Regions from separate parts of the Homo sapiens genome. Here region 2 is linked to region 1. A link is a loop called in an ENCODE intact Hi-C map of the cell type or tissue named here. Cell type or tissue: heart left ventricle. All regions are shown on one strand. Links, peaks and the distances in the headings refer to the core of each region. The heading gives the core; the rest is flanking DNA.

Region 1 (16,267 bases), core at 5,134-13,133:
GGTTAGTGTTTAGGGTCCCTTCTGCAGGTGGGCAGGGGCCCCAGAGACTAAGGGTGGAGACACTGCTTGGCCCCAGGGTCACCTTTGGGCATCAGGGTCACACAGTGCACACTCCTGCAGGTTTGTGCAGGTTTCTGATGCCCCTTATCTTCCCTCCAAGCCGGTCACTCCCATTTAAAAAAAAAAAAAAAAAGGCACCTACAACCTTCTGGCGATTAGGCCAAATCTTAGAGTCAGCATAACCCTTCTCTTTCTCTTATTCCTCCATATCCCAACCATCTACCAAACCTGCTGGCTTTAGCTTGTGATGATGGCTACCATGCTATCGCCTGGCCACACCGCTCCGAATACGGAGGCCTGGGCGTCCATCATCCCTTCTTGACTGTGGCAATCACCTCCTTGCTGGTCTCCCTACATCGACTCCCTGCATTGATCCTGCACAATCCATGCTCACAGGCAGCCAGAGGGATCCTTTTAAAATATTAAGGCAAAATACATAAAGTCCTCTGTGCCAAACCCCACCCCATCTATCTCAGAATATGACCCAGATGTCTTTGCCATGACCCATGAGGCCCTCCATAACCTCAGCTCGAGCTCTTCTCCTTGTTCCCTCCATGCTGACCCTCCTAGAACACCCCCAGCACACTCCACCACAGGGCCTTTGCACATGCGGGTCCATCTGCCTGGAAACTTCCTCCCCTGGATGTGCACATGGAAGACTCATTTAATTCCTTCAGGCCTCTGATCAAAGGGGGCGCATCTCAGAGAGGACTTCCACATCCCCCAGTCTAAAGTAAACCCTCCAGCCACTTGATATTTCAAGTATATGTGCACACATACACACATATGTCTATGTGACTGTACTTGCGGGGGCAGGCTGTACTTGTTTTTCACTGCCCCTCCCACCCCGCCAGCTCCCCGAGAACAGGGCCTTGGTCTTTTTCATCCACAGTTGCATCGCTGGTGCCTAGAGCATGCCTGGCACGTAGAAGGTGCTCTGAAAAGAGCTGGAGTGTGATTAAACCGTGGAATCTTCTGAGAGTGCTGCCTCCGCAGAGAACTCGGGGAGACAGAAGCTGCCTGGCCCAGGGCATCTGATTCCAGGGCCTGGACTTCTTGTCTGGTGTCCCTCCAGGAAGGTGTCCCTAAGAGAATAAGTTGTACTTTCTCTTCTCAGTACAAAGGATCTTTTTGTAATTCTCTGGCATGGGAACCATTCCAGAAGCCCCAGAGTCACCAAGCTTGGCCACACTGAACACACTTCCTAGAACGAGCCTCAAATGGTTGGGTCTGCCCGTCTCCAGACACCCAGTTCCTGGACAGTCACCGCAGGCAGCTCCCCTGTCCATCAGGACAGAGCTGGACAATCAAGGTGTGGGGCTTGGTGCATCTGAGGGTTCATCTCGGGCCACCCCCGCTCCAGTGAGGAACCTGCAGGCCAAGGAGGGGACGTGACTGGCCACTGAGGGCATTGCAGGCAAAGCCGGCCAGGACCGGCTTTCTCCCAGGCCAGGGCGCTTTCCTGATGGAAGTTTCCGGAAGCCTTCATCCAATTCCATTCGTTCACTCTTCTTGCAAGTCAGCAGGGCAGAGGCAGGGGCAGCAGAGCCCCACTTGGCAAATGAAGAAACTGAGGCACAGCCAAGGTCAGTGACTCACCTTTCTTCAAAGAGCTCATTACTGCGGGGCCCCCAGTGAGTGATTACAGAGTGGGTCCCGAGCCATGGCCTGGGCTGGGTCCTGGTTCTACCACTTTCAAGCTGAGCGAATTGCTCACCCCTGTGTGCCTCGTTTTCTCACCTGCAGAACAGGTAATAAGCATAATTGACCCGTGGCTTTTACGAGCACAGTGAAACCCAGGCATCAGCAATGGGAGGAGCCCAGCCCTGGAGGCAGATGCCAGTTCCACCCCACCCGGCCCTCCGCCCACCAGCTCCCAGGCTCCCCTACCCCTCTGCAGATGGAGGTAGCGGCAGTGCCTCCCACACAGGGCAGTTGCGAGAATTCACGATGGTGTTTTGTTGATTCGATGTGTTTTCGACGCTTCTTGTTTCGTTTTGTAAATCAACTAGAGCAGTGCCTCCACACGGCAAGCTCGATGTAAGTATTTGTTAAATAAAAATATAGAGAATGCATGTAAGGTGCTTAGACCAGTGTCTGATGTGAGTGATGCTTGGTGAGTTTCAGCTGCTCTGACTTTTAGTGACAAGGACCAGAGCGTGAGTCGTCCTGACCCCCCTACTTCCCTTCCGTCCATGGTAACCCCCAGGCCACATCTCAGGCTCTCAGGGTCGCCCAGACACCGTTTCTCCTTGGAGGTCGCCTTGCTCTCTCTGCTCCCATATCCCACTGTCTGCCTCCTCCAGACACTCTGTCTCCCACACATGCGCACACTCTCACGCCCAACATACACACTCTCACACACACATACATACATTCTTACACACAGGCTCACACACTCATACAGTCTCACACATACACACACAGACTCATACACACACACACATACACACAGGCTCATGCTCACATATACAGGCTCACACACATACACAGGTTCACATACACCTACACTTACACACATTCACGCACACATACACGCACACAGGCCCCAACACACCTACACTCACACATACATTCACACACACATGCATACATACACACAGGCTCATACACTCACATACACACATACACACATTCACACATGTACAGACTCACATACACCCTCACTCTCACGCACACAGTCACATACACATTCATAGGCGCACATATACACACACTGTCACCCTCTCACACGCACACGTGTCCCCTGAGACACGTGCTACCCACCGCGTCCTCCCTGAAGCTCCCCCCCCTCCCTGCTGCCCAGATGCCCAGCTTGGGGGCTGCCTGCACTGCCAGGACTCAGCTGACGCCCTGGCCCGGGGAAGCTACTGGGACTCGCCCCTCTGCTGAGACAAAACGGGCTGCACAGGCTCCTCATGGTCTCCCTGCCCCACCCACTCCTGGCTTTGTGCCCTTCCCAGCAGCCATAACCAACCCCAGCCGTCTGCTCAGGCCTCTGGTGCCTCCCCAAACCCAACCCAGAGACGCTGGCAGTGCTGTCACCCTGTCACCAGGCACTCAAGGCAGTGTACAACTGCCCCCAGGCAGGCTGGACTCTGGTCTCAGTCAGAACCCGGAGAAAAGGCCACAGACTCCACGGGGCAATGGAAAGAAACGGATGGACCAGTGCTAAAAGGCTAAAAGGCGACCAGCTCCCACAGTGCGGCCTGAGCCGTGGAAGGACAAGGGCCACAGTCACACCCATAATCCTCCTTCTCTCTGCTGGAACACCTGGTTGGCCGGAGTCACCCGAGGGGCTTCGGGAGTGCCGTGGAGGAGGAAGCTGCGGTCCACTCTGCTCTTGCACTGGCTCAGCACAGACCATGGGCTCTTCTGAGACAGCACCAGGCCAGGCTCAGAGAGGGCCAGGACTCTGTTCCCACAAAGCACCGGGGCTGGTGGGGGACCCACCTGTCAACAGTCAATAGCAGAGCACCAGCATGAAATAATCCTGGAGTGGGGGTGGCCCCAGCAGGAAGCCCTCAGCTCCCACTGGGAGTGTGTTGCAGGGGGTGGTCGGGGACTCAGGTGGGGTGGGGGGGGTGGTGTTGGAGTCAGGCCTCCGAGCATGAGCAGGACATTGAAAAGAAAGGAGGGAAGAGGGGTGGGGTGGGAACAAAGCCAGAGCCAAGAACGTACTTAGTGGGAGCGAGAAGGCGGCTTTGGTGGATAGAGTGGACAGGGAGAAGTGAGAACCAGGTTAGAGAGGGGCTGGAACCCAGAGGGCAGAGGCCTGAGATGCCCATGGCAGAGCGTGCACTATGTCCCCTTGATTTAGGCATTGCCTGCCACCTGTCTCATGGAGGGCAGCCTGGGATGGCATTGAACACTTTAAAGATCAATTTATTTTTTAACTATATAAATTTATTTCAACAGCAAACTTTATATGCTTAAGTTTATTGGAAAACATTAAGTAGAAACCAAAGCAACATCATCAATTGCAGGTAGGTACATACGACGGCCTACCAAAGACACTAGGCCCAAGGCTGGCTCTTTCTTGGTTCCAGATGGAGATGAACAGTGTTGGAAAGGTGTTAAGATTATTAGCACCAAACTGGGACTCTTCTCCTTGAGACAATGGACTGGCTTTCTAACCATGTGTCTCCATGTTATGGCAAGAAGATCTGAGTCACCCAGTGTCACCTGTCATCATCCCCAGGGGAGCAGATGCTGTTCGTGCCCTCCACATAGCCCTGGAACCCTCCAGCAGGCTCAGAGCCACTTCTAACTGCCAATATCTTCTTCTTTTTGCCTGCAGGCTTTTGTCCATGACCTCAGCAGTCCACTCTACCCACACCTGTGGCAGGTGGGAGGTGCCAGGGGATTAACACTCACCTCCAACAACCCCCAAGTAATAACTCATAGGAGTTGGTGTATAAATACCGCCTGTCCCTCGCTCCTGGGATTCCTCTATTGTGTGTGATTTCTCCATGGGACTGAACTCCAGCTGTCCTCTGCACCAGCTGGCTGAATACTACGCCCTGAATTGGCCTCCTCCCTTTCCTGTTGCGCTTCCTAAAGCCCTGCCAGAGCTTCCTGAGGTCACCTCTCAAATAAACTACTTGCTCTCAAATTCTTGTCTCGGAATCTGCACCTGGGACAACCCAAACTAAGGCATCAACCATCAGTGACATCTGTCCCACCCACCCTCAAGGTCAGACCCCAAACCTGAGAGACTCAGTCCAAAGAGACCCAGAAGACAGCTTGGCCCTTATAACTAGATGAGAAATCAACCCAGAAGAAGCCTGCATGGCAATTTATAATGGGAGGGGTTGGATTTTTCTGTGAAATATTTTCATATGGCATTGATTGCTGACAGTGAAACTAGAATGAAATCAATCAGATCTGCAGTTGGAAAAGCTCACTCTGGCTCCTGTCGTGAAACGTGGATGTGGGCGGTGCCCTGGTCTGCACAGGGAGCTGGGTCGGGTACCACTGCAGTTGTCAGAGGTGACTGGAGGGGTGGCCGCCCTTGGCAGGTATTTAGGAAGGACAATCACAAGGAATTTGAAATGGATTAAGCCAGGGAAGGAGATTGAGGAGGAGGTGATTTCTGACTTATAATGGATAGAAGTGGCAGTCACTCCAAAGGCAAACACAGCAGGAGGAGCAGGTTTGGGAAGGAAGGTCAGGAGTTCAGACCCAGGCACACTGGCTTGAGTTGCCTTCAAAACATCCAGGTGGAGATGTCAAGATGTCTGTTGGATAAATGAGACCGGAACTCAGAGGAGAGGCAAGAACAACAGTGACCATCGCCCTGCAGACATAAATGAGGGAAAGGGTGTGGATTTTAAGAGTCGTGTATGTATGTTTCTTTTTTCTTTTTTTATTTTTATTTACTTGTTTATCTTTTGAGACAGGGTCTCACTCTGTCGCCCAGGCTGGAGCACAGTGGCACAATCATGGCTCACTGCAGCCTTGACCTCCTGGGCTCAAGCGATCCTCCCAGCTCAGCCTCCCAAGTGGCTGGAACTACAGGCACGTGCACCCATACCCAGTTAACCTATGGTTTTGTTTTGCTTTTGGCAGAGACAGGGTTTTGCCATGTTGCCCATGCTCAAACTCCTGAGCTCAAGTGATCCACCGGCCTTGGCCTCCTCCCAAAGTGCTGGGATTACAGGTGTGAGCCACCAGGCCCAGCCATGTTTCTTAAAAAAAAAAAAAAGTTTAATTTTAAAGAAGTTTATTATTTCATTTCTATGGACATGGAAAAAAATGTTGAGTTATGATACAATATACAAACATAAAATTTACCATCTTAAACATTCATTTATAGACACTTGAGTTGCTTTCACCTTTTGGCTATTGTGAATAACGCTGCTATGAGCATGGGAGACAAATCTCTCTTCAAGTCCCTGTTTTTCAGTTCTTCGGGGTACATACCTAGAAGCGGGATGGCTGGATCATATGGTGATTCTATGTTCAATTTTTTGAGGAACTGCCATATTGTTTTCCACAGTGGCTGCACCCAAAGGTTTTACGTTCCCACCAACAGTGTACAAGAGTTCTAATTTCCCCATAGCCTCACCAACACTTGTGATTTTCTGGTTTTTGACAGTAGCCATCGTAAAGGGTGTAAGTTGGTCTGGCCAAGGTTTTTGAACTACAGATGTCACAAAGATACAGAGCAAGAAAAGGACTTATGCAACATCATAATAAGCCAGGGAGATGTTCTGGTCATACCTACATCATTATCAACCTCATGAACTTGGATCAGTTGGGGGTGCTCTTGGCTACAAGTAGCAATGTTATGAAAGCATTTGCTGTCTTGTTAATAAGAACTCCCTGGGCTGGTCTTTTCTGCTCAGTCAGGCTCAGCCGATTGGTGACAGTGACATTGCCCTTCCTGGCCATACGTTGACTCTTCAATGCCATGCATATGTGCGCTCAGGACCACACATAGAGCAGCAGGAAGGGGGCATGAGGCAGGCCCCCTCCTTCCAAGATTCTGGCCTTTTTAACAGGAAGAAAGTGACTTCCCCAAAACCCAGCAAATACTTCCTGACATCTCATTGGCAAGAAGCAGTCAAGTGCCCACGCATATGACTGGCGCAGGGTAAGCGGTGCTAGTTAAAGCAGGGATGGCTGGGCCCCACCCACAGAGTTTCCGATTCAGTGGGACTGGGATGGGGCCCAAGATTTGGCATTTCTAACAAGTTCCCCGGTGATGCAGATGCTGCCAGTCCAGGGACAACACTTCGAGGACCACTGGCTTCAGTGATCTTGAGCTGGGTACGTGACCACCCAAACCAATCAAAGGGAAAAAGGAGGTAGGTGGTGGAAAATACAAGACTTTCTGTCACAAACTCTGTGGAGCTCACTTGTATCTTTTTTGCTCACTAGACTCTAGGCCCCCTGGGAGCAAGGGGTCACGAAAGTCACCTTTTTGGGCCTTGGGGTCTTGATACAGTTACTGTGACTTGGTGGCAACTTTAAACAGATTTTTCAAATGAGTGGATAAATGAACATGTCACCAAAGATGTCCAAGGCTGCTGCACCCTCAAGTCACCTTGATCAAAACACCCTCCTGGAACCCATGCAGGCAGCCTCCAAAACACAAAGCAGGCTGGGCACAGTGGCTCATACCTGTAATCCCAGCACTTTGGGAGGCCGAGGTGGGCAAATCACGAGGTCAGGAGTTTGAGACCAGCCTGGCCAACGGGGTGAAACCCCATCTCTACTAAAAATACAAAAAATTAGCTGGGCGTGGTGGCAGGCGCCTGTAATCCCAGCTACTCAGGAGGCTGAGGCAGGAGAATCACTTGAACCCAGGAGGCGGAGGTTGCAGTCAGCCGAGATCGCACCACTGCACTCCAGCCCGGGCGACAAAGCAAGACTCAAAAAAAAAAAAAAAAAAAAAAAAAAACAACAACAACAAAAAAAAAAAAAACACAAAACACAAAGCAGCCCCTTCTCTACCAGGACAGCAGCTCCCCTACAAAGCAGCTCAGGTGTCTTCCCTGTCAGCCTGTCCTCCCGGGGAGGCTGGCTCCCTGCTCTGCAGTGACACTGCAGGGTCAGAACTCAGCCTGTGGATAACCCAAGAACAATGCCTGTTTGGGGGTCTTCACCGCTGACACAGAGAGCCTGTGGCCATCCATCCCAAATAGTGTCTGTTAGTTGCCCACTGGGATGTGGTCCCTTGTTGAAGTCAAAGAAACAAGCCCTTAATTCACTAATCGCCTAAACAGACACCACCGGCTGAGAACTCCAATAGCCAGGCGTGTGATGCCTTATGACCCTGAGTGAATGCAGCTGCAAACAGCCAGTACCTGTTACATATTCCTTAGCCACAGGGGAAACTTCTGGAAGGTTGCTAGCATGGAATATGATTAATGAAGAAGAAAATGCCTTATCCTTCTGTTCTACATTCACACTCACATGTGATCCACGCAGTGGTCCTGAAAGGATCCAAGGCTGGGGGAGATCTGGGAGTCCGTTTACCGACAAGGATCTGCTACTCAGAGCTGACGTCCCATATATGTGCAGTGAATATTCAATCAGCAGTAGCTGTGATACTCATAAATCACTCGCTCTGAGGTGAAGGGGAACCGACTAGGATAAGCCAGGCTCACCCCAGAGGCCTCTGCTGCAAGCCTGGTTGGCAGCCCAGCCCTTGTGGGTACCAGGACCTGCCAGAGCCACAGACGACCGGATATAAGCACAAATTGATGAGTCACCCAAGAGCCATCGCAGGGTGAGGACAGACCTGGGTGCCAAGTGGGCAGCGATTCCATCAAGTCCTGGCAGAGGACCAGGCTGTGACGGACAGAAGACACTGCTCAGGTCAGACTCACGTGGCAAGGCAAGGTCTTGCTGGAAGGCAGGCAAGGAAATGCTCCAGCAGGAGCCCAGCAGAGACCGGCCCTGGGTGCTGATCAGGACCAAGCTGGCCCCAGCCTCTGTCCAGGGTTGTACAGGGCTCAGGGAGCTGCGCCAAGGTGGAACAAGAGTAGAGGCCGGGGGCGGTGGCTCACGCCTGTAACCCCAGTACTTTGGGAGGCCGAGGTGGGCAGATCACTTGAGGTCAGGAGTTTGAGACCAGCCTGGCCAACATGGCGAAACCCCATCTCTACTAAAAATACAAAAATTAGCTGGGCGTGGTGGCGTGTGCCTGTAATCCCAGCTACTTGGGAGGCTGAGGCAGAATTGCTTGAACCAGGAAGTCGGAGGTTGCAGGGAGCCGAGATCACACCCCTGCACTCCACCCTGGGCGACAGAGCAAGACTCCATCTCAAAAATAAATAAATAAATAAAAGAGTCAAAGCCCTGGGTCCTCTTCTCCCCTGTGTTAGCCTTACTATGTGTTCTTGGGGGTGGTGCTTCACTCCTCTGGAACAGTGAGCCTCACATACCTGACTCTGGGCCATGCAGGGGCCAGGCTGGGCCTCCTCACACCCACTGACTCCCTGCTAGCAACCCCAGTTCCCATCTCCCATCCCCCCACCCTAACTTCCAGGGCAGATAGGATGTATGCACTGGGGAGTGGACACAGTGCTCTCTCCAGCCAGGTGGAAATGGGACCAGCACCTCCCTCGTCACCCCCTCCCCAGACACTGTCCACAGCCCAGATGGGCTTTCATGCACCTCGGCAGCCGGCCTCCCACCCTCTCCCCACCACCGCAACCAAAACTGCTTCTGTGGATGCCTACTGGCATGTTTTGAAGTTACCTACACATTTATTTCAGGGTCAACTAGTCCTGAGCACCTCTGGGGAAACCTTATACCACTCTCCTTTTCCCCCAGGACTCCCCAGGGAGCGGGAGTTCTCAGCCCTGGCGCAGGCTGGAGCCACCTAGGCAGCTTTGAAAACCACCCATGCCCGTAAGGGATGGAACTGGGATGCTGAAAATGTTCCAAAACCAGATGACAGTAATGGTTGCACAACTTGGGACATTTAAAAATCATTCAATGGTACACTTAAGATGGGTGAATTTTATGGTATGCAAATTATACCTCAATAAACTTGTTTTTAAAAAAAAAAATACCCAGGCCTGGATCTATCACTGAACCATTAAATCAGAATCTCTGATTTGGGGCCTGGGCTGAGATTCCTGCTCTGGTGTCACCGTGGGGACATCTCTTTCCACTGTCACCATCACTCATTCACCCTGGGAGAAGAGGAGTGACCCCCCGCCCCCCCCGCCGCCCCAACTCATTGATGGGCATATCCATTTCCTAGAGCAGTTATAACAATAACCATGAACTGGGTGACTCAGAACAGCAGTAATTGACTCTCTCATAGTTCCGGAGGCCAGAAGTCCAAAATCAAGGTGCCAGCAGGGCCACACTCCTCCAAAGGCTCCAGGGAGGGTCTTTCCAGCTGCTGGTGGCTGCCAGAAGCATCACTCTGATCTCTGTCTCCTCCTTCACATGAACTTCTTCCCTGTATCTCTACGTCCCCACTCTCTCTGTCTCTTTTTTTTTTTTTTTTTTTTTTGTGAGAGAGTCCCGTTCTGTCACCCAAGCTGGAGTGCAATGGCGCAATCTTGGCTCACTGCAATCTCTGCCTCCTGGATTCAAGTGATTCTCCTGCCTCAGCCTCCCTAGTAGCTGGGATTACAGGTGCACACCACCAAGCCCAGCTACTTTTTATATTTTTAATAGAGGTGGGATTTCACCATGTTGGCCAGGCTGGTCTCAAACTCCTGACCTCAAGTGATCCACCCATCTTGGTCTCCCAAGTGTTGGGTTTACAGGCATGAGCGACCATGCCTGGCCCCCACTTTCTCTTCTTAGAAGGATACCAATCATTGGATTAGGGTCCACCCTAATCTAAGTATTACACCCTCATCTTAACTATCTGCAGCTGCAAGGTCCCCAATTCCACATAAGGTCACATTCTGAGTTTCTGGATTGGCATGAATTGGGGCGGGGGGACACCGTTCCACCCAGTACAGTAGAAATGCTAGCTGAGTCAACTGCATTAAAGCCGGTCATCCCATTACCTATATTACATACACACTTTCCTGGGTAGACTACCTTATTTATTTCCAGTTAAATGCAATTTTTATCGTCAAAATTTCCAAGACTTCTGTTAGTTTCCTAACTGGAGTGTAGTGGTGCGATCTCAGCTCACTGCAACCTCTGACTCCCGGGTTCAAGCAATTCTCGTGCCTCAGCTTCCCGAGTACCTGGGACCACAGGCATGTGCCACCACACCCAGCTAATTTTGTATTTTTAGTAGAGATGGGGTTTCATCATGTTGGCCATGTTGGCCAAGCTGGTCTTGAACTCCTGACCCCAGACAATCTGCCCACCTCGGCCTCCCAAAGTGCTGGGATTATAGGCGTGAGCCACCACGCCCAGTCCTAACTCATTTTTTTTTTATTGCAGCTTTAGCTGAAAAGCATCTTTACCTACATGCCCCTGCATATGGACATCCAGTACCAAATATTCTCTTTTTAAAAATGTACAGGCTGCTGGGTATGGTGGCTCATGCCTATAATCCCAGTACTTTGGGAGGCCAAGGCAGAAGGACTGCTTGAGCCCAGGAGTTCGAGACCAGCCTGGGCAACGTAGTGAGACCTCATCTCTACAAAAAAATCAAAAAAATAGCCAGGCGTGGTGGCATGCACCTGTGGTCCCAGAAACTCAGGAGGCTGACGTGAGAGGATCATCTGAGCCCAGAAGGTCGAGGCTGCAGTGAGCCATGATTGCACCACTACACTCCAGCCCGGGCAACAGAGCAAGACCTTGCCAAAAAGAAAAAAAAAGTACAGGCCAGTAATAAGGTAAAATTCACAACAGAGTCTACCTACCAGAGTGGAGTGGGAGGGAATCCGCAGAGTCAGACCTTTGCCAGCGGATTCACTCTCATTTAGCAGAGGGAAGTCTCTGTTTGTCCTCTTCTCTCCAGGTTCCCTGCCTCGGCTCCTGTGTGAGCTTCCAAGGGCTGGTCTCAGGGGTGAGAATCAAAATGTCTAACCACAGGCCCTGACTCATCAGCCCAGATGCCTGCTGTAAACAACCAGAGCTTTTTCCAGGCAAATGTTGACCTAGCTGGTCTCACACAGGGCAGCATCAGCACTTCCAAGAAGTTCTCCCAGGGGCATTGTGCTTGGAGACAGTTTCTGTGTGAGCCTGTGAACAGCCAGTGGTGCTTAAAATCATGGGCCTCTGGCCAGCCTATTCAACATTAATCGTAAGTGCTTATGAAAGGTTGGCGTTAGATGCCAGATTCTGTTCTACGCTCTTGGTATATAAGCTCATTAATAACTCGCAACAGTCCTAGAAGGTGGAGAGATGATTGTCATTGTCCCTATTTGGCAGGTGAGTTTAAGGAACACAGGCCCACAGTAACACACAGTTGGTGCGTGGTAGCACTGGGATTGAAGCTGTGTGGATTTATCTCTAAAAACTAGGGTCCAGTCCCTCCATTTTACCACCTCTTCTGTTTGAAAACATCACATATGGGATATTCATTCCTTCATTTAACAAATATCTGTCGAGTGTCTACTCCATGCAAGACAGTGTTCTGGGCACTGCAGCTACAACAGTGAACAAATGGCCACGGCCCCTGCTCTCCTGCAGGTAGTGTGGGTGGGGAGTGGGGAGGGGGACATAGACCGCAGTCACAGACAGAAAATAAAACCAGAATTTCAGATAGTGGTATGTCATAGGAAGACGCTAAAATGGGGAGGGAGGATAGAGTGATTGGGAAGCATTTTTAGGTGAAACAGACAGGGACAAACTCTCCCAAGGGGTGACATTATGCTGAAACCCAAGTAATGAGAAAGAGTTTTTGGAGCACAATCTGGGGAGAGAGATGCCAGGGAGAGGCCACAGAAAGTGCAAAGGCCCTGAGGCAGGAAAAGGCTTGAGGAACAAAGTGAAAGATACCTTTGTGTCTCTGTGAGCAAGGGAGTGATTACGGAATTACTGTTCCTTTCCTTTGGTGTGATAATAATAGGGAGGTCACCTGGGAAAACAACTGATTCTTAGGAGATGCCTGCCCAAGTCCTGAGGGGTAATGTGTCATCATGTCTGCAACCACCTCTCAAATGTTTCTGCAACTTATAAAGCACACATGGCAAAATATTAGCAACTGTTGATTCTAGGTGGAGAGTATAAGTGTGTCCACTGTACTATTCTTTCAACTTTTCCATGTGAAATTGTCATAATAAAAATGGAAGCAAGACAGCAGCGAAAGATGTTGGAGTGCCAGGCAGGAGCAGGATCGCGTCTCCATCTAAGAGGAGGAGATTTTAGGCTGAAGAGTGGCGTGATCTGGTTTCCTTTGGCATCATTGCCTCAACTGCCCTGGATTTCAAAGTCTGGCTTTGCAGACCATGAAGGAGTATCTCTCTCAGGAGCACAAGACAGCATGTTTCCAATTCTGATTTAGTGAACACTCATTGTGTACCTTCCAGCCAGGCGTTGTGTGTGCGTTTTACCTTTATCAATCTCACTTAATCCACATGACAGCCAGCAATGTCCTCGATATTATCCTCATTCTTAAGATGAAACTGAGGCCCGGGAAGATCAGCCAAGGAGGGGCCAGACAGTGGAGGCAGAGCCTAGGTTCGTTAGAAACCTCAGCCCTGGGGGGGCCCTAAGTCATCATTCCACTTTTACTAAATCACCATCAACATTCATCATAATTGATTAATTAATTATGATCAAAGCTTAAAGGTGATTTTTCTGAAATACGATTGCAAAACTAGATGCACTGTTCCAGAGAGAGCCCTAAAGTGAATTGCACTAATGGTCAAATGGATCCTGCTTTTCCCCCTGAGAAAACTATCATCCAACAGAGTTCCAAGCACTCTCCCTTGTCCACAGAGATCTGCAGCTGTGCTGCCTGGGGCCACATTACTCATTTTAATATTCAATTGCACATTTGCTGATGCTGTCTGTGTGCCTGGATTTCATCACATCACAAAATATGTGGAACCCACATCTTTAATCTTTCTTGCCTGCTTATCCAAAGGAAAACCACTAGTGTGGTAAGCAACTAGACAAATTGTCCTGTTATCTGCGTTCTTAGAACAGTATCTTAACTGGAGGCAGCCCTACTGTCTTTCACTGGTAAGAATTCAGAATAAACATCATCATTCTTTGAAATCACTCATAAGCAGCCCCCAGGAGACTGCAATTATACCCGTTTATAATTCTCCTCCCTCCCAAACTAACCCTTGATTCATAAATGTGCACTTTTCGGCGTCAGGCGTTAGAATAAATTAGACTATACAATTATGTATAATTAAAGGGGAAAATGGGTACCGTGCTGCAAAGATTAGCCGTGTTTTGCTGAAGTAAAGCATGTCTGTGTCAGCGTGCTGGCCCAGGGAGGCAGCATGAAATACAATTAATGTTCTTCTTACTTAATGGGGGTTTATGGTACTGTTTTTCATTATCACAGTATCTCAAGAAATATAAACAGTTTTTCTCTAACGCAATTGCATTTCTACTGACAACACAGCTTGGGTCTAAATGAAAATTCAGCAGAATTAACCACAGGTTTATATTGTTATGGATGATCCTGGAATCTGTATTTTAAAAGCCATGCAAAACTGTGTGCACTCAGGAGCCGAGAAGTTTGATCTCAACCTCCTGAGAGTGGTTCTGCAGCCTCTTCTGCTCTTGTAGAAGCAACTTACAGCCAAACTTGTGTGCATTATTAAAGCCACCTGTGCCCCAGTACTACGGCTAGCATTCCCAAGCCTCCCGTCTGCAGCCATGTTCCTTCTTCTAACGTTTCTCCTTTACACGCCAATTTGTTTGAGACATGTTAAAAGCTTGACTTTTACAACCCTCATAAAATCCCATCGACTCCAACCCAAATCCAGCCAGAAGTGCTCGGACAATCAGATTGAGTTTCAACCACTTGATGGAGATAAAGAAACACATAGCAAGAATGATTTTTTTTATTGTTATATATGAGTCAAGGGAATAAAACAGCAACTCCGGCCTTGCAAGGGAGATAGAACCGGATGGCTGTTCTGCACAAAAGGGCTGCCAAAGAATCTGCAGAGGGAAGAAACGAGGCATGGAGGCGTCAAGAGAAAGGTCCCCCTGAGGTTAAATCAACAATGCTGGGGAGAATGGGGCGGCATGAGGAGCTTGAAAAGCTTGATTGTCCAGCTAGGATGGTCAGGATCATACCAAGAGATGTCATGGGGGATGAGGGATGTGGGAGGAGAAAAGCTGTCTCCGTGTGGGTGGAGGCGGCAGGGGCTGGAGTATCAGGAGGCCGTGGGGGTGCCCAGGATTCTGCTGAGCCCCACCGAGGCCCGGCTGAGTGACTTCCCAGGCTGGGGGACATGTGAGCCCTCGGGGCCCCTCATGTATCCCAGGCAGACACTGAGCTCCAAGCTCCGTAACGGGGCCTGCGGTCCCCACCGGCCTGGAAGGACCTGGAAAACAGGCTGAGGCCTTGAACCCAGAGGACCAGGGAGTTTGCTGGGAATTATGGGGAAGAAACACGGCCAGAGGAGCTTTGCAGACCCTCTGACCTCATGGGTGTCTGAGCCAGTAAGTCCAGACTAAAACGCATGACCCATAGCACCTGCCTACAATGAACACACACATACATGCTCGGACACACAGGTACACATGCATGCACACACAAGATCTGTCCCCGTCTACTTAAGGAAGGATAAGGGGCCAACATAGACGTTACCATGTTTGGTAATGTCCAGCAACAATGGAAACAACATATCCAAAAAGATAAGCAAATGCCACGTGTCCGCCAGGCCCACAGCCCCAGAAGAAGGGATTGTAAGCATCCCCTCTCTGACTGGGGTTACCTGACGAGCAGAGAAGGATGGAGTGAAACATTGTGGGCAGGATCCTTATGGGTATGGGAGAGCCATGTTCAGGAACTCGAGGACCTAAGGGCACAGTGTGGTAATGCAGTGGGGTTTTTTTTAGACTTTTTTTGCCGTGGAAATTTCCCCACCCCTGAAATATTCTCCAGAACCCAACATAAAAAGTAGGAGGGAGGCAGATCCCATTCCTGGGCCTCCCTCCACCACCCCAGGCCCCAGAAGCACCACCAAGGGGCCCTGAGGATTCAGTAAGAAAATTGCTTCTGCAGTGGGGTACATGTCCCCAAACCAGGGACAGCATCAAAAGGGTTGAAATCCCACTGGCCAAGTTTTTGACTATAGGCAAGACCCTTTATCTCTCTGAGCATCAGTTTGCTTGAAAGATTGTCAGGAGGATTACATGAAATGACCCGGTGGAAACAGCCATTGACCGCAGAACCTGCCAGAGTTGCACTGTCCAGCATGGGACCCCTGAGCCACATGTGGCTGGTCCCAATTGAGATGTGCTGTAAGTTTAGAATGTACACCAGATTACAAAACTTAGTAAGAAAAAATAATGTAAAAATATCTCATTAATTTTATATTGATTACATGTTGAAGAGATCGATTTTGGATATACTAGGTTAAGTAAACTATATTATTAATATTAAAATTAATTTCACCTGCTTTTTTCAGACAGGGTCTGACTGTCACCCAGGCTGGAGTACAGTGGAACAATCATGGCTCACTGCAGCCTTCACCTCCCAGGCTCAAAGTGATCCTCCCACATGAGCCTCCCGAGTAGCTGGGACCACAGGCACATGCCACTATGCCCAGCCTAATTTTTGTATTTCTTGTAAAGATGGAGTTTCACCATGTTGCCCATGCTGGTCTGGAACTCCTGAACTCAAGTG
Region 2 (16,267 bases), core at 4,971-12,970, 160 kb before region 1:
AGGCGGAAGTTGCAGTGAGCCAAGTTTGCACCATTACACTCTAGCCTGGGCAACAAGAGTGAAACTCTGTTTCAAAAAAAAAAAAAAAGAAGAAGAAAAGAAAAAAGAAAAAGAAAAAGAAAATAGCACCTTAGTGAGCACCCTTTTATGTAGAGATTTCCAGAGACAGGGAAGAAGGAGGAACAGGAAAAGAGAAAAAAGGAAAAAAAGAAAAAGAAAAGCATATATCTGTCTCTTTAAAGTCAGGAGTGTTGAACGTCCCCTTTAATCTCATTGTAAACTAAGGGAGAAAACCATGCCCCTGGCTGCATCCACTGGGTAGTGATGGGGGTACAGAGACAATTACCTCACTGAGTCACAGCACAGAGCTTCAGGGATGCAGGATGCAACCAGGGCAGAGGTGTCAGCCACACCTCCATGGCACCGATGCCTCATAATCACCTTATGGAAAAATTATTTTGAAATTGGCTTACCTGCTCAGGAACTGAAACTGGAGAGAAACCCGGATTATAGGGGGACACTTGTATTGAAGGGCCTCCTCGTGAGTGGTCTCTGCACATACAAATCACCTTGCTGCTCAGGAGTTCAAAGCCCTGGCCTGGCACTTATTTCACAGGCTTGCAGGAGCTGACATCCTTATGCATTAATGGGCAGCTCAATTGCAGGGAACCCTGGTGACAAGTGACTTCCTCGCCACACTTGGAAACGGAGCCCCGCCTAGCCTCTCCCATGGCCTGTCCAGAAAGTTAAAGGCAGGCAGCACTTGAGCTCTGGTCTCCCGTCCCCACAGCCTTCACTGTTCCCCCAACGCAGGTGCCTCTGGCCCTGAGCCACTTCTCCAGTGGCCAGCCATGGCACTTCTCCCTCTCCAGAGCCATGGCCTGTTTTACATGAGATAAAAATCTGCAGACAAAAGCTCTTGCTGCCCAGAGCATGCGTTCTAGAACTCAGATAAATAAATGAGCAAGAAACCGAGCGTGTGCAAGGGTAGCCATGCTGTGGGGAAAAGAAGGGAGGGAGGATAGTAAGGGGACCCCAGGCTCAGGGAGTAGGAGGGGGGCAAGGGGATCAGGAAGAGTTGGGGGGTTCCTCATGCCTCAGAGCTGGGGGAGATTGGAGTGGGGATGAGGGAGGACTTGGGTCCTGGGCCTCTTGGCTGCTGACATGACCAGGGATAGAGGGGAGATGAGAACAGGCTGCCAGGTTCCAGGTAGGTGATGGCAGAGCCACGGCTGTAAGCGGACAAGGGAGCTGGGTCTCACAGGGGCCCAGAGCTCTGGGCATCTCTTCTGTCCCACCTCTGGGGCTGAGCCTGGAGGAGCCTGGTCCGCAGCATGTTCCATGTTGTCACTGCCCCTGTGGAGTTTCAGGAACCCCAAGGGCTGCCCAGGGGCCAAAGCATCTCCTGTGACCTCCCCCCTCCCAGCAGAGGGAGAAGCTGGGACCCCCCTCTTTTGGAACACTCCTTCCAGAGGCAGCTGCAGGTGGATTCTCATCTGACAAGAGACAGCATCACTCAGAACCCCTAGAAAGGCCATTGATTAAATGCCACAGAGCACAGCAGTGATGAGGTCTGCAGAAGGCAGCACATAGCCAGAGGCGGGGCCAGGTGATGGATGGCCCCTGCTTTCAGAAACCCCCCCGGGCCCCACTGCTCCCTGCCCTTGGGCAGGTCGCTCTGGAGTTTAAGAGTCATTAAGAGAAGCAGTTCCTTTTTATAACCAGTTCTCTTTCCTCTCTCAGGTGGTTCTGGAATAAAAACATCATAAAAGCGATGTCAGGTCACAAGGAAGAAGCTGCCTCAGGTGAATCTGGCTTCAGAGATGGGGACCCCTGAAGTGAAGCAGGAAGTGAAGGATGCCTTTAGCTGGATTGAAATGCAGGAGAGGAAAATACTGCACAGGCTGGCCTCCCTGTGCCTGGGGATGAAGAGGTCTCCTTCCCATCCAGGGATACTCAGAGCCCTCATCAGGGTCCCTCAGTGACTCCATCAGGCCTGAAAACATCCTCTGGGATAGACAGAGAATTAAAAAACAGAGATTCATCCAAAGCTCTTTGGAATTTAATAATAAAGGAGATAAACAGGCAAGGGGGGCAGGCGCGGTGGCTCATGCCTGTAATCCCAGCACTTTGGGAGGCCGAGGCAGGAGGATCACTTGAGGCCAGGAGTTTGAGACCAGTCTAAGCAACATGGTGAAACCCCATCTCTACTAAAAACACAAAAATTAGCCAGGTGTGGTGGTGCAGGCCTGTAATCCCAGCTACTTGGAAGTCTGCACCATGAGAATCACTTGAACCCAGGAACTGGAGGTTGTGGTGAGCTGAGATCACGCCACTGCATTCCAGCCTGGGCAAAAGAGTGAGTGAAACTCTATCTCAAAAATAAATAAATAAACAAATAAATAAATAAATAGAATAAACAGCCAAAGTTTCCCGTGTCCTGAGGGCCAGTACGTGGTCGTCATGCCCCCAGGAGGGCAGGCAGCACCGTGCCAGCCATAACATGGGGCACTGCTCCATTGACCAGACATAGAAACAGTGTCCGGCCATGCCACTGTCCGGTGGAAATCCTTGGAGTCTGTTTTCACTTCTTCCTGCTGGAATGGAAGTCCAGGGACACAGCCCAGCTTCCCCCAGGCAGGCATTCTATTCTCCCCCCATTCCTTGTTTTGTTGTTGTTGTTAACATTATGATATGACTACTTGGGAAAGATGACTCACATATGCTTTGTATTTAATTCATTTATTCAGACCTATTTCATTTACATATCCACAATTTTCTGAGCAAAGTATTTGTTTATTTATGCAGTGACTTCTCTGAGCACTAGAGCTGTGAACAGACAGACCTGGCCCAGGCCCTCAGAGGGTGAACGTTCTGGTAAAGGAGGCACAATAAACAAGGAAATAAACAAGATTGGTGAAGAGGGTGAAACTGCTCTACAGGAAATAAACTGGGAATTGAAAGAGCAAAGGGAAGAAAGGCCACAGTGGATGGGGACAGCCTCTCTGAAGAGGTGGGCTTTGAGCTCAAGCTGAGCACTGAGAAGTTTCCAGCCCAGTAACGGCCATCAGGAGATCACGCCAGGTCAAGGGCACAGCAGGTGCCAAGGCCTGGAGGTAGGACTGGGCTGGACAAGTCCAGGGAACAGAGAGGACGCCAGGACTGAGGACGTAGGGAGAGCAGGTTGCAGGGATGCAGGAAGGGGTGGGGGGTGTGGATCAGGCAGAACCTCCTGGGACAGGGTGAGCCCCCTTGGGGTTCACATGGGGAGCAGTGGGAAGTGATTGGAGGAGTTTTTATGGTGGAGGTGCAGCACAGCTGGTGCACATGTCTGGACAGCCACTGACTGGCTGCTGGGAGGGAATGGAGGGAATGAAGGGTCAGGGCAAGCATGGAAACCGTGGGTCCAGGCTGAACCCAGACCTACAAGATGCAAATGTATCTTTCCTGAGCCTCAGGTCCTCATCTGTGATTGAGGGAATCATGAGCCATCCTGAGGCTGTTCTGAGGATGTAATAAGAAGGCGCCCACGGCACAGCCCAGCACATAAGGTCAGTGTCTTTCCATAACGATAACAGGCGAACCTTGACCTTCCCAGACTCATGTCCATGACTCAGGAGATAACTCAGACCAAAATAACGTGCCCTTGGGTTGCCCTATGGGTGTGCTTGTACAGACCCAGCCCATTGATCTGTCCTTCATTCATTCTGTCTCGACTGTTAGGGTTTCTTCAGGTGGTGAGAACGTGGCCCTGGTATTGGGATTGCAAATTCTAATTGACATCTCACCTGGGAACGGCAGGGCAGCTCATTAAAGTGACTCAACCCAGAACACAGCCGTTAGGGAATTTGATGGTGAAGCCTGGGAGCAAACACCTGCCTTGGTAGTTCAACAAGAATCCAGGAAATCATCTTAAAACACAGGCCAGGCACGGTGGCTCACACCTGCAATCCCAGCACTTTGGGAGGCCACGGCAGGCAAATCACGAGGTCAGGAGTTTGAGACCAGCCTGACCAACATGGTGAAACCCCATCTCTACTAAAAAAATACAAAAATTAGCTGAGCATGGTGGCACATGCCTGTAATCCCAGCTACTCAAAAGGCTGAGGCAGGAGAATTGCTTGAACCCAGGAGGCAGAGGTTGCAGTGAGCCGAGATCATACCACTGCACTCCAGCCTGGGCGACAGGAAGAAAAAAAAAAAAAAACACCTTCCTTTGCTCAGGCAATGGCTTGACAATGGCTCCTTTGAGCTCCAACACCCCATTCTGGGTTTAATTGAAACTGACACACCTTGGCAAGGATGTCCAGCGGCATCCATCTGCAGAAGGAATTGAAATGACACCATGAGGCAGCAGACTGACAAATCCTGGATGTGGGGCATCCCACAGAGCAACTGCTCCCAGGAATTCAACAAGCAGTGGCATTAAAAGTAAAATGAAGGAGAGGGGATCACTGTCAACCAAAGAGAAGTTAGAAACTTAACAACCAAATGCCGTGTGGTCCTTGTTGAATTTCTGGAAAAGCAACCAGAAAAAAATATCTGAGCAACACCTGGGGGAATTTGAACATCGGAGATGTTTAGGATATTGCAACTTTGTTAGAAAATGTCCACTTGAGGTCTGGGATTTGCTTTAAAATAATTTGGCAGAAAGAGGGGAAAGAGCTGGAAGGAAGGGGGCAAACCCTGAGAGCTGTTGAACCTGGGTGATGGGTAGATCATGATTCACTATATTCCTCTGGTTGAAATATCTATAGTGGGCCGGGCGCGGCGGCTCACGCCTGTAATCCCAGCACTTTGGGAGGCCGAGGCGGGTGGATCATGAGGTCAGGAGATCGAGACCATCCTGGCTAACACAGTGAAACCCCGTCTCTACTAAAAATACAAAAAAATTAGCCGGGCGTGGTGGTGGGCGCCTGTAGTCCCAGCTACTCGGGTGGCTGAGGCAGGAGAATGGCGTGAACCCGGGAGGCGGAGCTTGCAGTGAGCAGAGATCGCGCCACTGCACTCCAGCCTGGGCGACAGAGTGAGACTCCATCTCAAAAAAAAAAAAAAGAAAAGAAATATCTATAGTGATTGTTTAATTGTGCTCAGTCTATTTTTAAAGATTGGAGTTTTCTTGTGGAAGTGTTGTAGAATATTGCAGAACACAGCCCAGGAATTGTCATTGTATCATTTTTGCTCCCGCCCCTGTAGCCCAGTATGAACAGGGCATTTCACAAGGACGTGAGGCTGGGACTGTAAAATACCAACTCTTTTGCAGATGTGGTTCTCTCTGCAACCCCCAGCCAAGTCCTGGATGCCAGGACGGGATTTCATGTGCATACCATCTGAAGCTACCAGCTTGCTCACTACACAAGTCGACAGACTGACGTGACTCTTTGCAGCACTGAGCACAACAGCCGGGGCCTGTCAACCAGCTCACCAGCAGAGAGCCAGGGGTATTTTCAAGCAGAAATAATGGGCCACTGTGGCTTTTTAAAGAGATATGATTTATCTCTGGGACCGCATCCAGGCTAGAGCTGCTGGAGGACAATGACAGGCTCCTGGGCCAGCGAGGAGGCTTTCATACCTCGGCTTGTCTGCAGACGGAGGACAGCTGGGGCTTCGCAGGCCGAGGCACCCAGGGGTTGCCGTGATCAGCAGGGGGCACAGAGAAGCAGCCAACTCTGCACCCTGAGGAGGGTGGAGATTTAGAGAATTTCATTGGATTTGAACCACATGACGGTTCCTTGGAGGAACTGGGAGTCCAGGTGGAATCTTTGCAGACAGGGTCATGTGGTTTGGTCACCTTCATTACTCAAAAGCAGGAATCTGTGTTTGGGAAGATGTGAATTACGTACTTTTGATTGAAAACAGCTGCACACCCACAATCCCTTTAGCCAGTTAATTGGACCATGACAGGCACTCCAGATGTCTACCCACATGCCCTTTTCTTACCAACAGGACCCCGACGATCACACACTCCCTGGATGGTGCCCAGCTTCCTGGCCGCTCAGCCTGTGTGACACAGCTCTAGCCCAGTGGAGGGGGAGAACAGGCAGCTGCTGGGGATTCTGGGAAAATGTGGTCTTTTATGTAAGCTCTTTCCTGCTCTCACCTCCTCCTTCCTCCTCTCCCATCTGGAGGCAGACAGGAGGCCGAGCGTGGCAGCTCCAGCAACCACAGAAGGCCTCGAGGTAATGGCACCGCTGAAGATGGTGGCAGAAAGGCAGAAGGAGCCAGGCCCAGGGCGATATCCTGCCGCCCCACACCTGCCCTGCCTGGCCCCTTCGCCCCGGACCTGTGAATCTGGAATAAGGCAACTTCCCCCGGAGATGCCACCATGCCTGGGCTTCTGTGGCTTTGAGCTGAAAACAGCCCTGGGTGATGGAGAGAGACAGTAGTGGTCACCCTACCCAGCAACCACCTACCTGCACAGGTATAAATTTCAGGTCAGCTGAATCCCACAAAGCTAAATCCAGAATTTATGAACCTTCTTCCACACCAACCATACCAACCATCCTATTCCTTCAAGATTCTTTGAATGTGTGGCTGGGCTGTCCTATGAGTGCCGTTAGAGGAGGGAACAGGTCTTGCTGCATCCTCCTGCCTCCGCTTCCCCTTCTGTACAACAGAACCTGATTAGCATTTGAGGATTCACCCTCCCCACTCGATCCATGTGTCTAGGGTGAGCTGACCCTGAACCTCAGGTCCCAGGGTGGACACGGGAGCTGGACCTAGCCCAGCCAGCACCACTTGCCCTGGACAGCGATGGGCTCAGTGAACGAAGGACCTAAGCTGACCGTTTAGGGTGACTCTCGTGGCCTTTGTGGGATCCGCTCTTGTCGCTGGATTTGAACCTGAGAGTGTGAGGCTAGAGCTTCGGTGGGCAGCTAGCACCAGGCAGGGGCACCTGGAGGCTGCTGGGCCTCCTCCTGCTGAGGAGCCATGACCATGGCAGTGGGTGGACACGTGGAGGCCAGGGGCTCCAGGGGACAGTGTCCAGGGGTCAGACCCAGCTTGCCTGAAGATCGAGCAGAAGTGGTCAAGCCTATTAATGCACTCTCCGCTGAGCCACCGGAGTCATCAGGTCTTCTGTCACTTGCCCTGAGAGAATCCTGCAGCTATTAGGGCTGAAACTTCACCGGCCCTTGGGAAACCTCCAGCCCGCCCAGAAACCAAGAGAACATTTCCGCCTGCTGAGTTTCCCACCACAGTCGTCCTCCCTGGGCCTCACCCACCTCCATGTGGGGCCATTTCCTTTGGCTGAATTCACTGGACTGTCAGGGAACTGCAGCTGGGGTTGGCTTTGCTTGCTTCTGGGCGGGAGAACACATTTTGGTCTGTTTTAACACCTAAATGACACACATATGCCCTGCGTAATGCAGAAATGGAAAGTTCCTACGTGCAGAGGTCATCACAGGCATCTTTGTTTCTGAGATTTTGCTCAAAGAAAACAAACCCGCAGCCAGAGCCCCTTGCTGGGAGGTCAGACTCTGCTGTCGCAGCTGCTCCGAGGGCTGAAGTGCCTCATCCCTGGCCCAGGTTCCCTCGATGGCCTGGCGGCTCAGTCTCTCCGAAGGGCCTCTCCCCTCCCCCTGCTGACTCCGCTCCCCACCACCAAAGGCTCTGGCCTCCTGCGAACCTTGTTTCTGGGGATTAAAAAGGCCTCGAGGATCTTGCAGCTCTGTCTGCAGAGGCTGAAGGAGCAGCGATGTCAGTGGCTGTTTTGCTAAACTACAACCAGCCACCTCCCTGAAGGGGGTAAAATACTGTGAGCCCCAAGACAAAAGTCCACTCGTGGAGGTTCCAAAAGCAGAGAGGCGAAATGCCTCTGAAACAAACAACCTTCACAAACCACGAGTTGTCAGGTCACAATCACAGGCGGGGCTGGCCAGAGGTGGCTGTTCCTAACAGCCCCTTTGTGTTTCTGTCCGTGAAACAGACTCCATGATGGCCCCATGGCCACTTCTGTGCTTCGTTTCTTCTCTGCTTCCTGGAGGCCCCTGTCCACTTCCTGTCCTTGTGGTTGGGTCCCGTTCCCAATTCCTAGAACCCTGTGCTTTCCCTGGACCAGGGCTTCCCAGCCTTCCAGGGAGTGGGCTATAGAGCAGTGCATTCCTCTCCTTTCTGTATGTCTGAGGTTTTCTGAGCCCTGTAGTTTTTAGCTGCCCAAAGATGACACGTCTCCCCAAACTTGAGGCCTGATCCTCCCACCAAAGACGCTGTGTCCTATTACCTGCTCTCTTTTCATGTTGGCATTTATTATTTTCTGGAATTGTCTTGTTTAGTGACTTATTTACCTCCCTTAGGGTCTGACTCCTCAGACTAAATGTGAGCTCTGTGTGGTCTGAGGCTACATCTGTGTAATTCTCTTGTGTTTCCCTGGAGCCTGCAGTCATAGAGGGTGCCTGATAGGAGCTCAATCAATGTGAGGTGAAGAGATGAATGAAGGAAGGATGGAATGAATGAGTGGGGACCTCTTGGTCACAGTCCCCCTTATTGTTGCTCTTTTTTTCTTGCTACTGCCTCTCTCCAACTTGATGTTTTCTGGACTCAAAACCTTATATGTCTGTCTCGTGTTGTTGAGTACAACTTTCTGCACATGGTGAAAATATTCTGTGTCTGCACTGTCCAATATAGCAGCCGCTAGCCACATGTGACTATGGAGCACTCAAAATGTGGCTAGCGTGACTGAGGAACTGAATTTTTAAAGCTATTTAGTTTTCATTGATATAAACTGAAATAACCCCAGGTGCCCAGTGACTGCCATGGAGGACAGCACAGGTCTTGATCTTCAATGTCATTCTTAGCTGTGGCCTTCAAATCTCATCCTGTTGTCTGCCTACATCTGCTCCATCCAGACTCCCAGCTCTCACCCCACCATCAGCCTGGAGGTCACAACCTCCTGCTAGGCAGGCACCTTATTCACCTTTGGTTTAGGGGCCCACAGGGATTGGACCAGGTCTCAATTTGATTAGAGCACCTGAGGCCATTTCAGTCCAATCTTAGCTCAAAGGTTTCCCAAGAATACAGGACAAATATGAATCTCCTCCCTACAGCCTAGGGCCCCCAACAGGAGACCTCCAAAAGCTCTAAAAGTCACTGAGACAAAAAGGGGGAACTGTCATCTATCGGGCAGCACTTTTTTTTTTTTTTTGAGACAGAGACTCTCTCTGTCGCCAGGCTGGAGTGGAGTGCAGTGGCACGATCTCGGCTCACTGCAACCTCTATCAGGCAGCACTCTTGATCACAAAGGACAGAATACCCACTCAAACTTAAATGAGTGAAAACATGAATATCTTCACTCCAGAAACTTAATGTCCCGGCAGTATTTGACTACAGGCACAGCTGGATCTTGGTGCAAAATGACATCATCAGGAAGGGTTCTCTTCCATTTCTCAGGCTGGCGTCCTCCTGGGTGGGCTCCCTTCTGGGTCACACAGTTCTCATGAGGTGGCAAAGATGCCCCAGCAGATCCTGATCCTCCCATCAGCCCAGCAAGGTCAGTAGAAAAGAGAAGCCTCTTCCCCAATTCCCCAGCAGAGGTCCAGGGACTGACTCAGATCAGACAAGCTGGGCTCACGAACCCACCTCCTGATGCCATCACAGAGTATGTTTGATTGGCTGGGTCTGGGTCACTTGCCAATCTTGGAGCTGGGGAGTTGGGGGATTAAGAGTTGGGGAAGGGGGCACCAGGCACAGTGACTCATGCCTGTAATCCCAGCACTTTGGGAGGCAGAGGTGGGTGAGTTGTTTGAGCCCAGGAGTTTGAGACCAGCCTGGGTAACATGGCGAAACCCAAATTAGCTGGGCATGGTGGTGCACACTTGTAATCCCAGTTACTAGGGAGGCTGGGGTGGGAGGATCGCTTGATCCTGGGAGGTCGAGGCTACAGTGAGCCCTGATCTAGCCACTGCACTCCAGCCTGGGTGACAGAGTAAGACCCTGTCTCAAAAACAAAAAACAAAAAACAAAAAAAAACCATAGTGGAGGAAGGTTGTTTCCCACAAGGGAAGCCCGCTAAGAACTAGGAAAACAGAGAGAAACTATCCAGGTAGGTGAAACCCAGAGATGCCCCTTCAGGGTGTTCAGAAGACCTCAGCCCCAGCCCCATGTGACATGTGCTGCTCTCTTCTGCCTACAGTGTCACGAGAACTGGTTCTGTTCAAGTGGAGCCCTGAAACCCCAGAACGAGTTGACATGTCCCCACCACAGGTGAACGCAGCCCCATGCACCACGTCCATGTCCCAGGAGAACCTGCCAATTGATGGTCTGTGCCGGGGTTGAAGGTCTTGTCTGATTAAAAACTGCTGTCCACTCCTCCACACATTCTAGATTGATCAGTATCATATTCCCAGTGTCCCCAGCCTCGCCACCAAAATAGATTTAACCTAGAAAGAGAAGTGAGCTGCAGAAAATTAATCACTTTTTTATCCTCAAGGGACACCAGCGTGATGAATTTAAGCTTTGACTGGGGAAATTAGAGTCACAGAAATGGCCAAGTAGAGCCTGGAAACGTGAGTTCAGGCGGCCTGTTGTCCACAATGGCATCAAGAGGGTCCAGGAGATTGTGTCATTTCTTCTCCCTTGCCTCAGTTCCCTTATTTGCAGAATGGGGATGATGTGGTAACAGCAGTGCCTACCACTCAGGGCTGTTGCAAGAATTAAGTGAGTGTATATACTCGGCACATAGGAAGAATTAGCTACTATTTATGGAGCCTGAATGGCAATTAAACAACATTAATAACACGCATGCACAAACACATCCGCACACACACACCCACACACTGCAGACTTCCGCCAGGCGGGCCATCACCATGCTCTTCCTTAGCCCATTCCCTGACTTCTACCCAGGCGTGGGCCAGCAACTTAACGTGGTCATTTCTCTTTGCACAACTCTCTGAGTTGGCCAAGCACCTTGACATATGTCACCTTGGTCTTTGAGCCCCAGCAGTCGTGACTGATGGATATTGGAATATAGGTTCATGCCACAAAGGAAAAAAACTTGACCCAGAGAGGAGGCATCTCTCCCAAAGTCAGGTGCCTGGGAACAGCTGAATCAGGACTTGAACCCAGGACTCAGATGCCAGGCTCACCCTAGGAGTCATCAGCATCATGTGCAGCCAGCACCTCTGGGCTGGGTATCGCTGTAGGCTCTGGGGACACAGGTTCGTAAGTCAGGTCGGACACTGATTTTCCTTGGAGCTCACACACAGGTAAGGAGGGGGAGATATGTTCCCCAAGTCAACACATGCTCAAATTCATTTCAGATGGTGATGAGGGATCTTGAGAAGAGGAAATGGGGTGAGATGCTAGGAAGTGCCTTGGTGGAGAGGGCTCCTGGGGACAGGGTGGCCAGGGAAGTGCTCACCCAGGAGGTGGCACCTGGCAGAGCCCTGAAAGGTGAGAAGGGGCAGCCATGCACAGGGCTGGGGACAGCATCCAGGAGGAGAATGGTCAGTCACACAGGGTCCCTGGGTTGGGAATGAACCTGGCTGTTTGTGGCACAGAAGGAAGGTCAGTGAGTCCAGGAGAAGGGGGAGGAGGAGTGGACAGGCCCCTGGCGCCTGCACGTCTGGAAGCCAAGTTTCCAAGCATCTTCCAGGGCAGAGAAAGCTCCCTTCTGAGTAGGAGGGGCTTGCTTCACCAGCAGGAGGGGTGGGAGAGTAGGAGGGAGCCCTCATGTCCCGGCTGCAAGTCCAAGGCTGGAAAACCAGGCGGGCCTCCGTGGAGGCTGCTCCTTCCCCATCGGGCCTCCGCCATCTGGTTGGGGCATCTCAGACTGAGGAGCAGGAAGTGTGACTGTCACAGGCCAACGCCTGCTGACAAATCTCCCAGCCCAGGTGGTGGCCTGTGGTGGGCTTCCCAGTGCAAGTGGAGGCGGCTTTGGCAAGGGGCTTCTCTCCCCTTTCAATTTCCTGCTGGTTCTGCCCACATGAAACTGAGCTGGTTGGCTGGGCTTCCTTTACTCTATTTGGTTATCTTACTCTCTGAATAAAAGATGAAAAGTCAAAACATATGCATAATGCAGAATTATAACACTTGGATTTGTTTAACTTTATCTTTGCCGCTTCTCGAGTGTTCTTGCACCTAAAGCACACCATTGCATAGAAAAAGACATGCTTTGGAGAAAGTGATATGACTCCTGCTTCCAGGAATGAAAGACATTTTTCATTCAGCTGTTGACATGTGTGAGTCTGCGTATGTGTGTATATGTGTGTGTCATGTCTATGTATGAGTACTGACCATGTCTTTTATTTTCAGTATTCTGATGCTCTGACATTTCCAGGCCTTGCCGACCCTGGACAGCGTGCTCTTCCCATGCCTGCCAATTCCTAAGAGACAGGAAACAACTCATCTGGAGCATGTCTTGCAAATGAAAAACAAATCAAGAGCCCACACGCCCCAACCACCTCTTTTATTGGGCTCTCCCTCTCCAGGGCCAGGTACCAGACAACTAGGAACAGCCCCTATGTCCCAGAGCCTGCTGAAGTGACTCACACTCACAACCCTGAGCCTGGTGACTGCCTATCCATTCATTCCTCAATAAAGTCTCTTGCTCATGTCTCACTTCCTCCCTCTTCCTCTTGAAAGGAAGCGTTCCCCATGTGGCCCTGCAGAGCACGGTTCCCGGGTTCCCAGGGTTCCCCATGTGGCCCTGCAGAGCACGGTTCCCGGGTTCCCGGGTTCCCCATGTGGTCCTGCAAAGCACGGTTCCCGGGTTCCCAGGGTTCCCCATGTGGCCCTGCAGAGCACGGTTCCCGGGTTCCCAGGTTCCCCGTGTGGCCCTGCAGAGCACGGTTCCCCGGGTTCCCCGTGTGGCCCTGCAGAGCACGGTTCCCCGGGTTCCCCGTGTGGCCCTGCAGAGCACGGTTCCCCAGGTTCCCCATGTGGCCCTGCAGAGCACGGTTCCCGTGTTCCCGGGTTCCTAGGTTCCCCGTGTGGCCCCGCAGAGCACAGTTCCCGGGTTCCCAGTGTTCCCCATGTGGCCCTGCAGAGCACGGTTCCCGGGTTCCCCGTGCGGACCGCAGAGCACGGTTCCCGGGTTCCCAGGGTTCCCCGTGCGGCCCCGCAGAGCATGCCATGTCTCCCGTTTCTCGGGACCTAGAATGTAATGAATGTCTTCCCGGATGACAGTACTTTCTGTGTCTGGGGGTCTTACCATACCTGATTAAAACAAATCCCTGATGAATAGAGTGAGTCTCTGTATCCCATTCTGCGGGCATGCACACAACAAATACACACATATTCACAGAGTCCCTTATGTGTGCTCAGACATGTGAACTTTGCATCACAAAACCACTGAGTGATGTCAGAGGCGCCATGAATCATAATGGCAGCTCCTGGCCTGGTATCCAAGAGACCTCAACACGCTGCTAAGTCACTGTTCCCCGCTATGAGAACCGGTCACTCTCTTTGAGCCTCCAGTTGAAGGGAACTAAATTAATCTAGGATGACCCATATTGTGCAGCAGCTAATGACCCAGTTCACCTCTGGTTAATTTTCTGCTTCTGGGTGTCCTGGGAACGGGTGGTGTTTACTCCACTTGGGACAAACCTTTATTAATGAGCCGGAGTGTTGGCTGCTCTAGGCTGAGTGTTTTAATAGAAATCGGCCCATGGGCCAGGGCGTGCTGAAGTTGCAGAATATGAATAAGGCCATTTTCTTTACCCTCTCTCCTCTGCCTTGATTTGCATGACTAAGCTTTTATGCCTTTTAAAAAAAAAATGTGTTTGTTTGTTTCTTGATTGTCGCTCCATCTCCTATGGAGGAAACAAATTACTTACTCACCAGGCAGGGACCTCAGTTTGGCAGAAGTCCAGGTCTGTTCCTCCAGCAAAGGGGAGTAAGACAGCCACACTCAACGCTAGTAGGGACAATTCCAGGAGAGCTGACATGGCCCAGGATGTGGGCTAAATGATTACACAGGTCCCCAGCAGACTCCTTAAGAGGGAAAATACTCCCTCTTAAGGAGTCCTAGCAAAGGATAGCAGTTGGGAGAGGACAGAAAAGAGTCCTTCCTTGTAAAATGTGGCTCAAACTAACAAAGAGCTCCAAGGTGTCTCTCAGTGAGGCTATGGGTTTCCTATGGAAAGAGAAGATGTTGCTAATTCTTTGTAGATGTGTGATTCTCGACTCTGTCAGAGTCAATGCCAGGCTTTTAACACAAATACTTTATCACTTTCCCTTTACTCAACTGAAATGAAATTCATAGAAAATATAACCTAGCTACAGGCATTTTCTTAAACAATGTAATTTCCCCAGAGGGATATAAAGAGAAAAAGAAAGGAATTTATAATAAAACAAAACATAGTTCAACATGTAAGTGCCCTAGTGATATGGTTTGGCTGTGTCCCCACCTAAATCTCACGTTGAACTGTAGCTCCCATAATATCCACGTGTCATGGAAGGGAACTGGGGGGAGGTCACTGAATCACGGGGGTGGTTACCTCCATACTTTTCTCGTGACAGTAAATGAGTTCTCAGGATAATCTGATGGTTTTATAAGGGGCTTTTCCCCCACTTCACTCTGCACTTCTCCTTGCTGCCACCATGTGAAGGAGGACAAGCCTGCTTCCCCTTCCGCCTTGATTGTAAGTTTCCTGAGGCATCCCCAGCCCTGCAGAGCTGTGAGTCAGTTAAGCCTCTTTCCTTTATAAATTACCCAGTCTCGGGTGTTTCTTCATAGCAGCCTGAGAAGACTAATACACCTGGCATTACTAAGGTAGACCGTGTAATTATGTCATCAGATGCTTGAACTTGGATGCAGAATCACAGTGAACGAAGTCACAGATGCGGACTGACTACAGCTGTACTGTTCTGGGCAACTCAGACACCACAAGAGGCTCTGCCATTGGTAAGGTGATTTTTTTCAAACAGGTGAGCAACATTGAATAAATCCTGAAAAGAACAGAGTACAATCTTCCCGTAGTTTACACCATGGGAACAGTGTGGTAAAACTCAGTTTAAAACAGTAAAAAAAATAAAATAAAATAAAAATTATTTCTATGTAAAATGGATTTCAGTTCTGGGCTCAGATCATTTCAAGCAGCTTTTTAACCTATGTGAACATCCAACAAGGCATTCAAAATTAGTGCCAATGCATGAAGCAGCAGCAGCAGTGGTGGGCTTCAGAGGATGATCCCAGAGCTAATCCCTTGGGCAGGTGTGGGTGTCCCATGTTTAGGTGATGAAATGCATCCAGAGAGAGAAGACACTCACCCAAGACCTCACAGCCAGAAAGGGCCAGAGCTGAAATAAAATTCTGTGGGACTCTAACCCCAGTGTGGTTTCCTGCCTTTCTTCTAATGTCCCTTGGCAGATCCTACAGCAGCCCAGCAAATCTCACAGTCCCCATTACAAGACTGACCCATTCTGTCTTGGAACCTGAACCTGAACTTGAAGAGGAGGACCACCTTGACCACTGTCTATTAATAGACGGTTGGAGCGGGTGTGGATGCTATCAGACCCTTGCGTGGATCCCCCTTACTGAGCATGTGCAACTATGTTGGTTTTTTGTTTTGAGACAGAGTCTTGCTCTTGTTGCCCAGGCTGGAGTGCAATGGCACAATCTCAGCTCACTGCAACCTCCGCCCCTCCCAGGTTCAAGTGATTCTCCTGCCTCCGACTCCCAAGTATCTGGGATTACAAGTACCCGCCACCATGCCCAGCTAATTTTTTGAATTTTTAATAGAGACGGGGTTTCACCTTGTTGGCCAGGCTGGTCTTGAACTCCTGACTTCAGGTGATCCTCCTGCCTCGGCCTCCCAAAGTGCTGGGATTACAGGCATGAGCCACCGCGCCCGGCCTGCCCCAGCCGTTTTGAGTGGTGTCTGAAAATGGCTCACAGGTGTCCCCCTCCCCAGAGTACTGCCCTAGGCCACATGAGAACTTCCTTGTCCAATAAGCTGCAACCCCCATGCTCATCCTAGGGCAGCCCATAGCCAATGACTAGCATGGAGATGCAAATGCCAGCCCCCTGCCTCAGACTGGGACCTCTGGGGTACAGTTCATGCTCCCGGGCTTTCCATGGGACCAGGCTGAAGTTACTCTCCTTCCTTGCTTAGCTTTTTTTTCCTGACCTATTCTGCACCCTCACTCCCTTCTCTCAGGAGTAGCTTCTCAATAAGTCACATGCATAAGCCATCTGTCATAGGCTCTGCTTCTAGGAAACCTGACCTAATACAGGGTCAAGACAGAAACCAAGAGCCTAGTCAGGAGACTACTGCAATAGTCAGTTGAGAGATGATGATGGCTTGGACCAAAATGGCAACAGTGGAGA

What was found. A loop is a pair of places that touch in the nucleus more often than their neighbours do. Peaks named below come from ENCODE experiments on the same cell type or tissue, not always from the same donor. Only the 100,000 strongest peaks of a DNase experiment are listed, where the experiment ranks them.
Region 2: a loop joins it to region 1, with 2.0 times the contacts of the local background. A loop is called at or near these places in 3 of 110 quality-filtered maps.

What each region holds. Positions count from the first base shown.
Region 1 is chr20:47,787,549-47,803,815 of GRCh38, reverse strand. It overlaps LOC124904921 (a long non-coding RNA gene), which reads left to right and starts at 6,567. Exons shown (of 3, transcript XR_007067619.1): 1 at 6,567-6,658; 2 at 6,776-6,872. It overlaps LOC107985401 (a long non-coding RNA gene), which reads right to left and starts at 11,681. Exons shown (of 2, transcript XR_001754648.3): 1 at 11,364-11,681; 2 at 3,945-5,359. RefSeq lists enhancers at 1-322, 2,970-3,589. In heart left ventricle, for the core only: no CTCF peak of the experiment used is centred there; a DNase peak (open chromatin) is centred at 8,347.
Region 2 is chr20:47,947,810-47,964,076 of GRCh38, reverse strand. LOC105372637 (a long non-coding RNA gene) reads right to left here and starts at 13,267. Exons shown (of 7, transcript XR_936793.2): 1 at 13,153-13,267; 2 at 12,232-12,320; 3 at 10,243-10,376; 4 at 7,224-7,337; 5 at 6,414-7,089; 6 at 5,941-6,056; 7 at 5,027-5,814. RefSeq lists enhancers at 11,168-11,668, 12,281-12,840. In heart left ventricle, for the core only: no CTCF peak of the experiment used is centred there; no DNase peak of the experiment used is centred there.